Regions from separate parts of the Homo sapiens genome. Here region 1 is linked to region 2. A link is a loop called in an ENCODE intact Hi-C map of the cell type or tissue named here. Cell type or tissue: HCT116. All regions are shown on one strand. Links, peaks and the distances in the headings refer to the core of each region. The heading gives the core; the rest is flanking DNA.

What was found. Peaks named below come from ENCODE experiments on the same cell type or tissue, not always from the same donor. Only the 100,000 strongest peaks of a DNase experiment are listed, where the experiment ranks them.
Region 1: it touches region 2 in a loop (4-fold over the local background); 47 of 110 quality-filtered maps call a loop at or near these places.

What each region holds. Positions count from the first base shown.
Region 1 is chr10:101,297,108-101,305,430 of GRCh38, reverse strand. No RefSeq gene overlaps it. Among named protein-coding and RNA genes, the nearest start is that of LINC02681, 38 kb to the right of the region's middle. RefSeq lists enhancers at 7,084-7,153, 7,194-7,263. In HCT116, for the core only: CTCF peaks have their summits at 3,825 and 7,390; DNase peaks (open chromatin) are centred at 3,780 and 7,380.
Region 2 is chr10:101,565,196-101,573,518 of GRCh38, reverse strand. No RefSeq gene overlaps it. Among named protein-coding and RNA genes, the nearest start is that of POLL, 19 kb to the left of the region's middle. RefSeq lists a silencer at 3,085-3,384. In HCT116, for the core only: CTCF peaks have their summits at 2,949 and 3,155 (motif pointing right); DNase peaks (open chromatin) are centred at 3,158 and 3,598; H3K4me3 peaks cover 1,723 bases; H3K27ac peaks cover 1,167 bases.

The sequences.
Region 1 (8,323 bases), core at 211-8,210, 270 kb after region 2:
GTGGTCTGAGAGGGAGCCTTGCCCAAGCCGTTCTTCTTGCCTGTGACTTCTCCCGAAGCCCCAGCGGCAACACTCTCGGCTCCCTCAGGCTCTGATGTGTGTCTCATGTGTCAGCTGGGCCTGCTTTATCTCTCTCTTCCTAGGGCTCTGCAGCTGGATTTCTGACTCTTCTACTGATCTCTGAAATCCTGGGGCACCACCTCTCACCTTCATGGAGACAGATGAACCTTCAGACAGGGGTGTCTTCAGGGGAGGGGCAGCCCGGCAGGTGCTAATGACCTCTTCTTTGGTTTATGCCAGTGGCCCATTGGGTACTCATGTGGAGCAAATATGGGATGGAAGGGGAGAGAGCTGCTGCTGAGGATGGGGGCAGGAAGGGACTGTCTTGCTCCTTAGAGACCTACATGTGTGTGAGGTGGGGAAGGGGGTCCCAGGGTGGAAAGTGAGAGGGTAGAGGGCTATAAGGCCAAACAGGGACCAGGTAGTTGCTGCCCTATCCTCCCCTCTACAATGACTCCACCCCAGCATATCCCCTTGTCAAGGCTTTCTGGGTCCTGGCCTACCTGGGCCTAAATAATTGAGGAGCCCATTATAGCCTTGCTGTTTCCTCACTGTCAAGTGTAAACGCTGCACTGGTCGGGTGGGGAAATGGGGCTAATTTGAATTGATAATAGGAAACGCGGGGAAAAGTCATCTATGGTGAGTGAGGAGCGAGCGATCCCTGAGCAGATGCTAAATCTTGTATAATGAAAGAATCTGCCGATGTCAATTATGTACGAGCGTCTTTGCAGTGGTTGGAGGCGGTGGGCGGGTGAGGGAATGGAGGGACGGGTGCATCCCATAAACCCAAACACCCATCAAAGGCTCATACATATGGAGCGGTGGAGATTACAGCATAAATTTGAATGTTATGAATGTGGATGAGGGACAGGCAGGAAGCCCACCTCATAAGGGGGCTGTTTTCAGCGCACATGTACAAGGGAGCTTTTGTCCTCTTGGTTCCTCAGCTGTGTTTCCTCCATGTCAGCTGTGCTCCCTCTGCAACCAGTTGTGTCTCAGGATGAGAAAGAAAGTCAGGATATGGGGGTGCTGGGACAGGGTAAGATCAGCTGTTCTTCTGGGGCTTGGATGTGAGTCCCTTGGGAGCTCTGGGCCCAAACTGCCCTTGACCCATTCAGAGTGCTGCCAGGATGTTTAGCTGGGCATGGTGGTGCACGCCTTTAGTCCCAGCTACTTGGGGGAGCTGAGGCAGGAGGATCGCTTAAGCCTAGGAGGTTGAGGCCGCAGTGAGCCAAGATCGTGCCACTGCACCCCATCCTGGGCAACAGAGTGAGACCCTGTCTCAAAAAAAGAGGGCTGCCAGGATGAGATCTAGAGATCAATGTGACCAAAGATCCAGGGGGATATCCTGAAATATCTCTGATGTGACCACAGCTTTCCCTCCCCACTGATGGAAGAGACGGGAAAGAGCAATGTAGACCATGATGCCAACCACAGATTGGGCAGGGAGATCCTGGAAGACAGCCTGGAGGAAGAGGTCAAAAACTGTGCTTATAAAGGGGGCTAACAACTCAGAAGGACAATATCAGCAGCACATCTTTCCATTCCTAAGTACAAATCCTCATCACACATGGGATCGGGTGTTTGTGAGTATACACATGCATGCACACCCTGTAACAGGGCCCAGACCCCTCCATCAGTTCCCAACCTGCAGCCTCTCCCTGAGCAGACTTTGTGATTTGTGGTGCAGACCACCCAGGGACTTTAATCTTCACCGTGACAAATGCAATAAAAGGAACAATTTGGAGATCACAGCTAAGGAAGACACATTTACAAACCCTTCCCCAAAGGTTGGATGTGGCTGTCACCATGTGATTTGTGCTGGAGATGAAGCAGGGAGGGGGAGAGGGGGAGACAGAGAGCTGGAGAAGGAGGGCTGGGGAAAAGGAAGCATCCCCAGCTCTCTCCTCCTCACCCTCTCTGCTGGATCACAGTGGAAGGGGCTAAGCTAGCAGAAGGATGACTGGACCCACCGGCAGCCACTGCCACCCTCCCCCATCATGACTAGGGAGCACAACTCAATTACCAGGAACACAGCCCAGAACCACAAAGCTGCAGAGATTCATCTCAGCAGTTCTGGGGCTCTATCTAGAGAAGGGATGGCAGGTGGGGGTGGAGGGGGTAGGGTTTGGAGAAGAGCGAGAGAAAGGGAGAGGCAGAGTGGAAAAGACATTTTAATAGAAAGACAGTGACATCTCAAGTTGCAAAGGGAGCGCCCTAAGAAGCTATATTCTGAGACAGGGAAGGGGAGGGGAAATTTTCCAATCAGGGCTCCTCCATCAGGCCTATCTGGAGGGGTCCAAACATAGAGCAACAATGTGGGTGGAGGGGAAACTTAATCTAGGGACAAATCCATTGGGCAGGCAGGTAAGCCTGGAGTTCCACAGGATGAGGTCAAACTGAGATCTTATAACTAAGCTAATAGATGACTTGAGATGGTGGGTGGTACAGTCAGGCACCTTCCTATCCCCTCTGAGTCTTCTTTTCTCTATCTATAAAATGAGTCCTAGGCCAGATGATCTGTAAGGTAGCTGCCTACCTTGCATCTTGGACTCTCTGAGACCCAGATGTCTTGGAGTCAATGACAGGAGACTGGATAAGAGAGACCAGTAGTAATCCACCACTCCCTGACCCTGACTTTCTCGTGGCTTATAGTGGTTATTAACACATGGGCTCCTTTCTGTTGGGATCTCAGCTGTGCCCCCCAGGGTTCAGGTCTACAGCTCTCTCAGCCACTCCCATCCCAGTAAGAGTTCAGAAGGAACCCATTGGCCCTCTTTGGTCTCAAAAAAGCTGGTCACTCTTAGCTTCCTTTTTGATAAGATCATCCTCAAACCAAGGCCATTCTGTCCCTGGCTCCCTCTACCCGATGCACAGGAGATGTTCTCTCTGCTCCAGGATTTAACTTTGAAGCCTCTAGGTTGCTTCCAGTTTTTGAGCTTTGAAAAAATTAGATATTTGTTCCCTTGACCTGTGCCCTCCCACCCCATTCCCCACCTTCCATCTACCTGTGCCCCCCAACTCCTCACCACCCCACTTCCAACCAGGCTGAGGGACCACAGAGGTGCCATGTTGGCAGGGAGGGGAATGTTACTAGGCTATGAGGCACTGGTTTTTCATCGCACTCAAGGCCACACCTCAGAACTCCTCCACCTAGCTGCTGCCCCTATGCTAGCCTGGTCCCCAGCACAGGACCATCTCCCTGTGCACTTCCAGGGCCAGACCTGGTCCTCATATCCAGGAAGTAGGCCTGGTGAGTGACTAAATGGGGGTAGGGAAAAGAAGACATTAGGAGTATGGGCCCTCACTGGAAACTCCCTAGGGATGATGGGGGTCAGATGCTAACAATGTCTAGTTGTCACAGTCATGGCTCAGCATGGCCACAGGGCAGAGATACGGGCCTCTCCAGGGCAGTGAATCTGGGCTGGATCATGGCCTCCAAGGGCGTGTAGGAGGTAGGGAGCTGGGGAGGTTGAGAAATGTAAGGAGGTGGGGAGTGGACAAAAGTATGTTCTCTAAGTTCTAGACACAAAGGAGAGAAGCCTCTACATAGGAATGAAGAGAGGAGCTTGGGAGGGACTAAATCAGGGCTGACTTTCCCAAGGCATCTCTCCTTGGGGCAGGGACTAAAAGTGTAAAAACATTCAAACAAGGTGAGTCCCTAGATATGGGCTCCATGGTAGACAGTGAAGCAAGGGGAACTGAACTGCTAATGCTGGATGGGGCAATTCCCATGGTCCTCTGCTGCCTCCCTCTGGAGAGGGCATAACGGTGAGCTCTGCTCTGCTGCCAGCCCCTCTGCAGGTCCTCCTGGCTTCTCTTCACTGCACCTCACCTCCATCTAGGTCCTCGATTTCTCCCCAGGTCCTCATACACTGTATTAGTCAGGGTTTTCCAGAGAAACAGACCAAGAAAGAGAGAAAGAGAGAAAGAAAGAAAGAAAGAAAGAGGAGGAAAGAAGGAGAGAGAGAAAGAGAGAGATAGAGATAGAAAGAAAGAGTGAAAGAAAGAGGAGAAAGAAAAAAAGAAAGAAAGAAAAGAAGAAAGGGAGAAAGAAGCAGACAAGGAGAGAAGGTGAGAAAGAGAGGAAGAGAAAGAGAGAGAGAAAGAGAGAGATAGAGAAAGAAAGGAAAAAGAAAGAAAGAAAGAAAGGAAAGGAAAGAAGAAAGAAGGAAGGTAGGAAGGAAGAAGGTAGATAAAGGGACTTATTATGAATGATTGAGTCACCCAATTATGGAGGCCAAAAAGTCCCATGATGTGCTGACTGCAAGCTAGAGGCCCAGGAAAGTGAGTGGTATAGTTCCAGTCCAAGCCCAAAGGCCTGATAACTGTGGGGGCCGGGGAGGGGCTGGTGTATAAGTCCTGGTCCAAGTCTTAAGTCCCCAAAACCAGCAATGTCAAATCATAAGACAAGAGGAGATGGATGGCCTAGATCAAGCAGAAAGCAAATTCACCCTCCCTCTGCCTTTTTCTTCTATTCAGGCCATCAACAGATTGAATGATGCCCACCCACAGTGATGAGTGTGAGTCTTCCTCACTCAGCCTACTGATTCCAGAAACTCCCTCCACAGACACACCCAGAAATAATGTTTTCCCAGCTATCTGGGCATCCCTTAGCCCAGTCAAGTTGGCATATAAAGTTAAGTATTCCAGGCTAAGCGAGGTGGCTCACGCCTGTAATCCCAGCACTTTGGGAGGCCGAGGCAGGTGGATCACCTGAGGTCAGGAGTTTGAGACCAGCCTGGCCAACATGGTGAAACCCCATCTCTACTAAAAATACAGAAATTAGCTGAGTGTGGTGGTGCATGCCTGTAATCCCAGCTACTCAGGAGGCTGAGGCAGGAGAATCGCTTGAATCCAGGAGGCGGAGGTTGCAGTGAGCTGAGATAGTGCCATTGCGCTCCAGCCTGGGCGACAGAGCAAGACTGTCTCAAAACAAATAATAATAAATAAAATAAGCATCCCAGACACCATCTTCACATCTGACAATGCCTCCTGATACCCCCTCTCCCACCACAGAGAAAGCACTAGATAAAAAATACACTATGAGACCGGTGTAGTGGCTTATGCCTGTAAGCTGAGTACTTTGGGAGGCTGAGGTGGGCAGATTGCTTGAGGCCACGAGTTCAAGACCAGCCAGATCAACATAGTGAGATCCTGTTTCTACAAAAAAAAAGAAAAAAATAGCCAAATGTGGTGGTGCATGCCTGTAGTTCTAGCTAGTCAAAAGGCTCAGGCAGAAGGATTGCTTGAGCACAGGAGGCAGAGGCTGCAGTGAGCTATGATCATGCTGCTGCACTGTAGACTCTAGCCTGGGTGACAGAGTGAGAACCTGTCTCAAAAAAAAAAAAAAAAAAAAAAGAGAAGACTAGTAGGTGGCAAAAGGGGCTCTGTGACATCTTCTCTATTCTCTGTCTCTCTTCTTAGAGAAGGGACTTTGACTTGGCTTACTCATTTGCATCCCTGTCCCCAAGGATAGGCTGGGCTGGGACGGTAGGAGAGAGGAGTAGACCAAGAATTGGTTCATTCCTTGTGGCCTCCGCCTTTCCCTATATGACTTTACCCAAGGCCGAGACCAAGCCCAAAGCCAGATGGGAGTCTCTGTTGACTGAGTGCCCTCCCCTGCCAGAGGACCAATCCCAACTGAGCAATCCCTGACCCTCAGCTCTGTCTGCCTCTCACCAGGCTTAGTCTAGTGGTGAGGGGTTTGAGACCCCAGATGGTGGAGGTCGGGGAGGGGGGCTGTAAAAGAGGGTCAGAAGTGGCCAGTGGGTCACATGGACTCTAAGAGCGACATTTCCCTCCCTAAGTCCTTAGACTTAGTCCAGCAGACTGGAGGTTGATGGGAAAACAACAAAAAAGTCAAGGAGAAAGCCATTCTGGGTTCCCCCCTCCTTCATGTTCAAAACTGTTTGGCACATTCTTACACATGCAGCCACAAACATGCATGCACGTGCACACAGACACACACACACATGCACACACAGAGCTGAGCTACATATGACACATCGTGGAGTGGGGACCAGTGTGGTGGGCTTGAGGGGAAGAGCAGAGCAGGAGGCTGTAATAGTCAGCTGAGGGCACAGGTGCAAAGCAAGGGGCACTTTGTGGGGAGCGGTAACGTGAGTACACATGGCGGGCTGGAGGTCCAGAGAAAATAGAAAGGGAGATGAATTGAAGCAGAGGGTCAGCCAGAGGCTGAGGAGAGGGTGCCTCTAAAGGGAAGGATCTGGCCTATGAGCAGTGCTAGCAGAATTCCATGGTGACTGGGCACCCAGGCATTGGGTAAACCAGTGCACCCTGTTCTGAATAAGAGGTGAGCCATTCAGGCCTCCAAAGGCACCCCCAGAAGGAAGCCAGAGGCCAGGAGTGCTCCAGGTCTCATTCTTCTTCCCCTCTGCTGTTAAGTGGATGGGGTAGGTGGGAGTTGGGCTGCTGATCCCAATTTCCCCTCTCCCTCGAAAGCCTGGACTCACCCACTCTCTCCAAATTCAATTGTCCTTGATGAGATCCACTCTCCCACACTGAGCTTCCCTACCCCCTCCCAAAAGGGGCCAGGGAGACTAAAACAGGTTCTCTCTGTTTTGCTCTATTGTTTTTCTTCTTTTCCCCCACCATGTTCCAGGACCCAGGACATGCTCTGCCTTGCTCTAAATCCTAAACTGGACAAGCTTAGGGTAGGAAGAGTCAGCGGCGACTGTGGCTTCCTACCCATTTTCTTATTTGCGTGAGCCTGGCCTTTCAACCTGTTGTGAGGAGGTAGGATGTCAGGACAGTGGGGGTGGGAGACTGAGTATTTTGACCTTGCGAGGCCTGCCCCTGTCTTTACCCATTCCCCGCCAGCCCTCAGTGCCCTTTGAAGGTTTATAGTCATATAAATCGCAGAGTCCCATGCCAGGCTTGGAATTTGCAACTATAAATAGGCAGGAGGTAAACAAGGTGGCAGATGCAGGGGCTTGGGACAAGACGGAAAATCTGCCCCTCTTTGCCTGGGCAGGGGCCAAGGCACATCCGTGGAAAGGGATATCTTCCCTCCCTTCTCACCTCTCCTCCCCTGCCTGCTGCCTGCTGGCTGCCTGTGCTCTGGGCTTCTAGTCTTTTCCCTCTAGGCATTTATCCTCCAAGGCAGCTTTCTGCTCCAACTCTCCCTGGCCACCTGCCCTGTTTCATCTTGCCCTGAGTCAAAACAGGGCGGAGGGATTGCCTCCATTAGGCTCTGTGCCCCTCGGCCTCCCTCCAGCTGCTTCACACTTTATCCCGTGCTCCTCTAGTGAAGTCTTAAGGAGGTGCCGCTTCTGCCAACCACCAGCCTCCACCACTAGGGGCGCCCTGATCCCCTCTCCATCCAGCCAAGGTGATGCTAACATTTCTCAAGCAGGAAACCGTATTAGGAAACTCTGGGGAAACAAAGCAAAGACCCTCACCTCCCACTCATTCCCTTCTAAAGCACAGAACGTGAGAGTGCACAGATTTTATGTTGCTTAGGCTGATGGACACCTGCCTGGCCACTTGGAGTTTCTACCCATGATCTCTGGGCTGTATGAGCCAGATTCTGAGCAAAGAGTCTGAGTTTGAAACAATTTAGGTAGCATGCTTTCTAGATCCATCCCTGCCTTCTCTCTGCCCCAGGGTCGGGCTGATTTTATGCTCTGTTTTGTCCTGGCCCTGGCAGGTTCCCAGCCACCAACAGTCCTCTGATGAATGTCAGGCCCCGCTGGCCCTGCAATTACCTCTGTTCATCCCTCTTGTAAGAATCTGGATCTTCAGCCCTGAAATTCCTTCTTTCATCCTAAACCTGGGCTCTCCAATCACACTCACCCATCGGTTTAGAATCACAGAAACTAGAACGGAAAGAAATCTTATTTTTTCTCATTTTACAGATGAGGAACCTGAAGCCCAGAGTGGTGAAGTGACTTTCACCTCAGTTACACAGCTCAGATTGGCTTTGTTGCTAAAGTTGGAAACACTCCTCTGCCAAGCTTGGCTTCTCCACCTAGACCTTAACTTCCCAGCTCCTGCTGGCTTCCTTGGCCCCCCAGAAGCAGAGTAGCCACCTTTCAAAGGTTCATTCTCCTTTGCACCCTACATCTACCTGGCCTCTACATGGGGAGAGAGAAAGGACAGATTCCAAATCTCAAGAAATGGTTGAATTATATGTGGCTCCGTTTTCCAGTACCTTCAACCCCCCATTTCCCTGAGTCCTCTCTGATGGCTTATCGGGCAGATGTTCCTGGAGGAATGACTTCCCAGAAGCCCATCTTCA
Region 2 (8,323 bases), core at 67-8,066:
TGGAGGGCAACACAGTCCTGCTCTTCCATGGTCAGTGGGGCCCCCCAGTCAAGGGATCTGAATTCCCCATCCCCTGTGTCACAGTTAGTATTTGGGACCTGGGAGGAATTTTAGATGCCATCCAGCCCCCTTACCCCATTTATAAAAGAGGAAACTGAGGCCCAGAGATGGGATATGCCCTGGTTCAAGGTCTCTCAGAGGTCAGGAGGGCTGGACCTAGGAGTAAGGCATGCTTCCACCCCACCCCAGAAGCTAAGTGTGCTGGGCAGGATTCAAAGGATCACCCCCAGTTATCTTTGCCTTTGGATTATCTCCCGTTTGAGTGTGGGTATGACTGTGATGAGGTGTCACTCATGTGGTCATGTCACATTATACGGCAAAAGGACCTAGTCTAATCACATGAACTCTTTAAAAGCAAAGAGCTTTCTCTGGCTGGTAGCAGAAGGGCAGTCAGAGAGATTTGAAGCAGGAGAAAGGCCAGAGAGCATCCTTGAAAAGCAGCCCTGGCTGACAGCCAGCAGGGAAACAGTCCTACAGCCACAAGGAACTGAATTCCACCAGCAACAAGAATGTGTGTGGATGCAGCCTTTCCCAGAGCCACCAGCGAAGAGCCCAGGCTGGCAACACCTGGATTTCAGCCTTGTGGGACCCTAAGCAGAGAACTGGGCTGAGCCTGCTCAGACTGCTGACCTACAGCACTGTGAGATCATAAGTTGGTGTTGGTTTAAGGGGCAGAGTTTGTGATAATCTGTTATGCAGCAGTAGGAAACAGACTCATAGGGCCTAGGGGAAGGGTGTCTTAGGAAGCTCCTAGGAGGTGGGCAGGGGATGAAGTTGGGAGAGGGCTGGGTGCTCTGTCCTAATGCCATCCTTCCCCTATATTCCCACATGGTAGTAACTGACTGGACCCAAAGTCCTCACCACTCCCTACTGCTGTAACTGGGACCGAACCCTGTAAGCATTTACATTTGTGACTCTTGCCCAGGTGGAGTCTGGGCCCCTGCGTGGTAAGCAGTGAGCTTCCCTCTCACAGGAGTGGGTCCTTGACAAGAGGAGTTTCTGTGGCATTGGCTCAGGTAGAGCCTTCTAGGTTGTGGGCACTCCAGGCAGGCTAATCTGATGCCCTTTCAAACCAGAGTTCCCTTCCTCCTCCCAAACCAGAGTTTTTCAAATGTATATATTCATGGTGCCTGGATTGGTGCCAGTAAAAGATGTTTTTTGTTTGTTTGTTTTGAGATGGCGTTTCGCTCTTGTTGCCCAGGCTGGAGTGTGCAATGGCGCGATCTCAGCTGACTACAACCTCCATCTCCCGGGTTCAAGCGATTCTCCTGCCTCAGCCTCCTGTGTAGCTGGGATTACAGGTGCATGCCACCATGCCCAGCTAATTTTTGTATTTTTAGTAGAGACAGGGTTTCACCATGTTGGTCAGGCTGGTCTCGAACTCCTGACCTCATGATCTGCCCGCCTCGGCCTCCCAAAGTGCTGGGATTACAGGCGTGAGCCACCGCACCCGGCCAAAGATGTTTTTGATTCCTACTAGATAGAAGGCAACAGCTTCTATGGAGGTTGGAGAAGACCAAGGCACATTTTTCAGGTTATGAAAGGAGCCTCCAGTGAGGAGTTAGCTGTACCCTATTTCTGGTTTGTTTCAGCAGAGTTTCACCGTCATTTATTGACTCCTGAGCCTGGCCAGTCCACCCTTAACCCATTCTGCACATGGATTATATCATGTAGGCTTCCCAACAGCCCTCTGATAGTTGTATTATCCCCATTTTGCAGATGATGAAAGTGAGGCCCAGAGAGGTTCATTTACTAGTTCTAAGTCACACACCATATGAAGAACAGAGCTGGGTTTCAGCTCAGATCTGTGTGACCTGGGAAGCCCAGCTGGTTTTCCTGGCTCCTCTCTGGGACTGGTTCGATCCATCCCAAATGTAACTGGGCTTTCTGTCCTAACCTCTTTCCCTCCTTCCCCCTTATCTGAAGCAAGGAGCCTGAGCTTTTCAGTCTGTGGAGGGTTCCTGTGCTGATGTTGAAGGACACAGTCCCCGGCCCTGAAGCCTGGGGTTTGGAATCAGCAGTCGCCCGCTTGCCCTGAGGTGGGGTCTCCTGACCTCTCCACCTCCATTTGGGAATTAGTGGTGTCGAGGGCTCCAATGCCTGAGCACTCCTAAGCTACAGCCCTGCTGGAGGCAGGGGTCCGGGCTCTGTAGCTCACAGACATCCCTACGTGTCTGCCCTGTCCCCCATGGCCCCAGCGGGCCTGCACACACCTGACCCTTTCCCCTCAGCCCTTGGCCTCATGTCCCTGCACACACCCGGTCCGGCCCCACAGCCCACACATGCCTCACTTGTCCCCATGCCAACTCCACCTCAGGGCCTGATGGGGGCCTCGCCTGGCCTGAGACGTCGCCTCCCCACAGCTCCAGGCGTCCGCTGAGGAATCCTCCCTCATCATCCTGACCTTGGACCCAGCATTCTGTGGAGCACTTTGGGGCCAGTTTGAGCATAGCCTCTGGTCGAGCTACCCTCCCTACCTGTCAGCCAGACAGCACCTTGTAAGGGGATCATCCCCCGGCCTGTTCCCCTTCCTCCCGAGCTGCCTAACGGGGAGGGAGCCGAGGGCCCTCGGGCGTGGCCCCAGAGGAGAACCCAGAGGCCATGCTCTTCCCCTTCCTGCTGGCAACAGTCCTGAGCGCCAGCTTCCCACCTCAGAGACTCTGAGAACCAGGGTCCACCCACCTGAGGGCCTCCTTGGCTCTCCCTTACCTTGTGCCCACGGGAGCCTCAGGACCACCAAGCGGAGGGGCGGTCTGCAAGGAGATGTCCCCTCTCTACCTCCCTGCGAAGAATAAATTCGGGCTGCAGATGCCCCTCGGGCTCCGCAGGGAGGAGCCTCACTCGCCACTCTAGCTTCAGGCTCTGCCTTCCTGATCCTAACACCCTCCACCCTCTGGGAACAAACGGGCCTCTGGGATCCGAAATGGGAGCGGCCGCACTGAAACGGGGATGGCGGGATGGGGAGTGCTCCGTGGGGCGTCCTTGGGGACGGGTGCGGGGCCTGCCGGGCTGCGGGGCCTGGCTGGGGGCGGGGCGGGTATTGGGGGCCACGGGCGCGCTTCCTGGAAGCCGCCAGCAGAGGGCGCGCGAGGACCGGCGAAGAGGTCCGGCCGCGCGGAAGGCCTGGGTGGGGTGTGGTTGAGGGTGCGGTGGGTGCGGGGCAAGAAACCCGCGGCCGGGCTTCTCTCCGATCTCGGGCGTGAGAGTGGAGTGGGGTGGAGTGGGGTGGGGCGGAAGGGTCCCCACTGCGCTGCTGCAGCGCGAGCCCCCGCTCCTCTCTGCAGGAGGCGGCCCGAAGGGGCCTGGCGTGCCCTTCGAAGGGGGTAGAGCCTCCCCGTCACCCCGCCGGGAGCTGAGACAGCGGAGCTGGGACTGGTGACTTTGGTGCTGAATCCGGTGGGACCCCATTCCCCACACTCAACCCTGGTCAGGGCTCTGTGCCTCAGTTTCCCCGTGGGTGTGTTCTGTCCTTGATCCTGGATGTTCTAAACTGGGAGATCAGGTGGGGTGAGAACACCGAGTGGGCGGGAACCAGCACCTCCCCAGGTCCCCACCCCATCCCTCTTTCCCCGCCCACCTTGAAGGCAGAGCCTGAGAGAAGAAAGAGATGGGGAGAGGAGAAAGGCGTGAGAGACGGAGGGAGGGGCTGCCTGGAGCACCGTGGGGAAGTTGAGAAGGTTCGCGGAGGAGGGCCGGGATGCGTGGACACGAAAGCGGGCCCAGCTCCCCCGGGGAAGCTCTTCCGAGACTTGCTGAGGCCGTCTGCGCCTCCTCCCGGGCTGAGCTGGGGGCTGAGCTCTGGACTGCATCCCAGGGACCATCGCTCCGCCTGTAGCCCACCTCCAGCCGCCGTGATTTATGGCTGGGCCAGGCCCGTCGACCTTGGACGGATAACTAATGACAGGTCAATAACGCTACAGAAGAAGTGAACTGGTGAGGGGAGGAGGGACGAGGCCCATTAGCCGGCCCATCCCCTGCCTGCCGGCATCTCCCCTCTCATCCTGGTGCCTTTCACTGCAGTCCCCTTGCTGGGGGCTTCCCAAGGACCTCCTGACAGGTCTGAGAGGTGATGGTTAACACCGCTGCAATGGGGGTGGGGGTTGGGGTAGAGGCGTGACCAGAACACATTGGAGAGACCCAAAATGGGTCACAGGAAGGTGAAGGAGACAGGTGGGGGTGGTGGGGGTTCCTGGGAACACACGCCTTTTCCATTCTCATATTGGGAAGCCAGCATTGATTGAGGGGGGAGGGAGCAGTCCTTGCCGTTGGAAGGCAGGGTACCCTGGCAGAGGAACCCTGGTGCCCCCCACCCCCCTCCACCGGGCTCCCTCCCCAGGCCCCTCTCTCTGGTGTCCTCTGCCTCCTCCCACCCCAAGCTACCTGAGGTCAGAGTGTTTACTGTAGTCTTTGGGGGCCACCTCATTTCTGTGCCTGCTTGTATGTGGGTTGTACAAGGCACTGGCTGGGGTCTCAGTTCCTGTATCATCTGGTTTCTACTGGGAGTGGACCACTCCTCCTCTCAGGAGTGCCAGCCTCCCTCCCCTTGTTTGAGATCACCTGGGTCATCCCCTGGGCCCCTCATCCACTTTCAACACCGCAGGGAACCCAGAGTTGGGGGTAGGGAAGCAGCCTTCTCAAAGCCTGCCTCGATTTACTCTATCTCGGTGTCAGCAGCCAGGTGTCCGTGTGAATGCCTTTCTGCCTGCCATCCCCATTTTGCAGATGAAGAAGTTTGAGCTGAGAGAAGCCAGGGAGGAGCTGAGACTGGAATTCAGTCATAGCCTCTATTCTGTCCCACCTTCCCCCGGGTCCTGGCCTTCTCCCGCTCTCTGCTCCTCCTTAACTCCTGCCCAACTCTGCCTGCAAAGGAGACACCCAATGAGAGGGCCACTGAGGCAAGGGCATTCCGCCCCCAGGTTAGACACAGGGTAACAGAAAAGTCTTGGAGGAAGTGTGGGGCAGTGACAGTGGGATAGGGGAAGATATTCGGTCGTGCAGGTACCCTTCGTGGTGGGGACAATGGATGCCCCGTGAGTATGTATGTGGATTCATATGTGCACATGTATTCATGAATACAGTTATTCATTCAACAAACAGGTACTGAGTGGCTACCATGTGTCAGGCCCTGAGAATGTAGGGGCAACACTGGGAGCTTGCGAGTGCTGTATTCTAGCAAGGGGCGCGCGCACAGGATAGGTATGTCTGAGGGCTCTGGTGGGGCGCGGACTCACTGCAGAATAGAAGTGGACTTGGGCGCTGGCAGATGCGAGGCAGCAATTCTCACTTTGTGGACGGAGACATGGAATCTTCCCCTGTCTCCTCAACCCCCATTCCACTTCCAGCCTCTCACATACCCCCCGTCCCAAATCAAACTCACCAGCTCCTCTCCCAAACCTACTCCTGCTGGCCTGTCTTACTAGCTCAGCCTGGAAACCTCAGGATCCAGGATGGGCAACATAATCTTCAAGGCCTGGTGCAAAATGAAAACAAGGAGCTTCTTAATAAAAAATTAGAATTTCAAGACAGAGACAGTAGAATGTACAATCAGGCATGGGGCTCGTGTAAGTGCAGGGTCCTGTCAAGTCAGCCTGCCTGGCGCCTCCCGCCCGCTTACTCTCTGGTTCATTGACTTCCTGATCCTCTCCTTTCCTTTCTAGGCTAGCCCAGGCCTCACGGGTCTTAGGCTAGCCCAGGCCTCATGGGTCTCTCAGGTGGACAGGCTCCACCCTCCTCGATTGCCTCCTGGCTTCCAGCCTCCCAGTCCCAGTCTGTCTGAGAAGTCTCATTCCCACCACACTCAACCAATGCCATTCACCTGGATTCCTGTCCTCTTAGACTTCTTGTCCTCAAACACTCCCTACATTTCCCCGTTTCCATACCTTTTGTTCAGAATTCAGTTCCTCTAAAAAATTCACTCCTCCTTTAGCCACCTCCTCCAGGAAGACTGTCCTGATTTTCCAGTTGTAAATCTTATATCACAAACTATTTGGGTCAAAGCACATAGCAACTTTCTGCCTTCACTCACAGCCATTCATCTGCCCACTCCCATAAACTTAAGATTCTAGAAGACAGGGATGGTGTTACCTTCATCATTATAACTGCCCCAGCACCTAACTGACAGGTGCATGGTATGACTCAGTCAATACTTGTTGATGCAGCTGTGGGCATCTTTTACATGTGTGTGGGTGTTTAGACACCCTGAATTGTGTGCACAGAGCAGTGTGTAGGGCTTGTGTTCATGTGCAAGCATTTCTGCTTATATGTATACATATTTCCATATCTATGCATGAGCAATCATGTTAGGCGCATACATGTGTATGGACATAGTGGTTTCTGTAGGCTTGTGTAAGAATTGAAGGTACACGGGTGTGCACGGTGGTGTGTGCATGGATTTACATTGGCGGGTGTATACCCAGGTCTGGTGGCAGATGTATGTGTGTGCGTGACACAAAAGGATGTGTGCATGGTCCCATGAGGTCAGGGTTGTGCCTGAACAAGTGCTGCGGGTGCACCGTACAAGGATATAGGCGCCTGGCGCGTGTGCAGGCCATGTGTGTGCACAGCTGCACGTCCTGGCCGCAGGCAGGCCAGACGCCCGGTGAGCCCCCTGCGGCCGCTGAGCGCAGGGCTTTGTTCCTCCGCCGAGAAGGGCCGCGTGGTTTCACGGCTCCTCGGTCTGGGCGTCTTGGGCCCCGACGTGATTGGCGGCCCGGCGGCAGCGGCTGGGCTCCCTCCCGGGGCGGGCGGAGCAGGATCGGCTCCCGTTACCGGCACGGGGTGGGGGTGGGGGGGCTCCAGGCCATCCATCTTCTGTTATTACAGCGTAATGGGGCTGCTCGGGCGCCCGCCCATTTGTCATCGGCCTCGTTCGCTGATAACGGGCATTTGTCATCACTTTCCTCTGCGCCAATGTCATCAGCGCGGCTGACAGCGGGAGGGGGGGCGTGCATGAGCACAGGCGCGCACACATGCACATGGGCCTGCTGGATACATGCTCGCGCACACACACACATGCACGCGGAACCTGAGAGACACGCCGATGCTGGGGGACACATGTCCCTATGCAGGGATCAAGGTTCCCTGGAGAGGACACACATGCAGACACACACTCACAACAGCCTCGTCTGTCAAGATATTCCCAGCTGGAGATCCTCTTCCCCAGTGGAAGAGCTGTATGTAGGGGGGGCAGGGGAGAGGATATTCCTGGTTAATGGCAGCTTGCATGCAGGTGGCCCTCTGCCAGCTTCGTGTGCACACGTGTGACATCAGCCACCAACATTTACTGCGCTCCCCACAGGCTGTACAGGCCTGAATGTGACTGTGTGTTCCATTGGCAGCACAGGGACAGCCAGAGAGTCACAATCAGGCCGGGCGTGGTGGCTCACTCATCCCTGTAATCCCAGCATTTTGGGAGGCCAAGGCAGGCAGACCACAAGGTCAGGAGTTTGAGACCAGCGTGGCCAACATAGTGAAACCCCGTCTCTACTAAAAGTACAAAAAAAATTAGCTGGGCGTGGTGGTATGCGCTTGTAATCCCAGGTACTTGGGAGGCTGAGGCAGGAGAATCGCGTGAACCTGGGAGGCGGAGGTTGCAGTGAACCGAGATGGCACCATTGCACTCCAGCCCAGGTGACAGTAGGAGACTCCCATCTCAAAAAAAAAGAGTCACAATCAGGGCTCCCAGGACTCTCAGATACAAGGATGTTGGTGGAGTCTGCATGGCTGGCTGGGGGGTGGTGATGAGGTGGGGGCATGATGGCTGCTGGCTGGTGGGTGGTGGGATGACTGATCCCCACAATGCCTTCCTCCCAACCCTCCAGAGACAGTGTGGCATGGGAGTCACTCTTCCACTCCTGGCCCTATTCAGGCTCTGAGCCTAGGCTGATCTGCAGCAAGAGGGACTTAGGAAAGACTCCAGAAAGAACTTCCTGCCTGAAAGGGGTGTGAGGCAGATTAAGGACAGGGTAACACTGGTAGTCCAGGGAAGCTTGGAAGGGAAGGAACCTCCCCCACTTGTCTGTGTCCTATGCCCTCTAGGCTGGGTCAGGGGCCAGCCCACTTGGGGCACGGATATGTCTTTCTGATCCACATTCACTTCAGGATTGCAGAGGGGACTCCATTAGCGCTTATTAGAGAGAGACACCCACCCCCCCCTCTCTGGTTCCTGATTGTTTGGCACATATTATGTGCTCAATAAATTGCTGTGGAATGAATAAATGATTGAAGACAGAGTGTATGGGGGAGGTGGGAGGTCCTCCTAGTC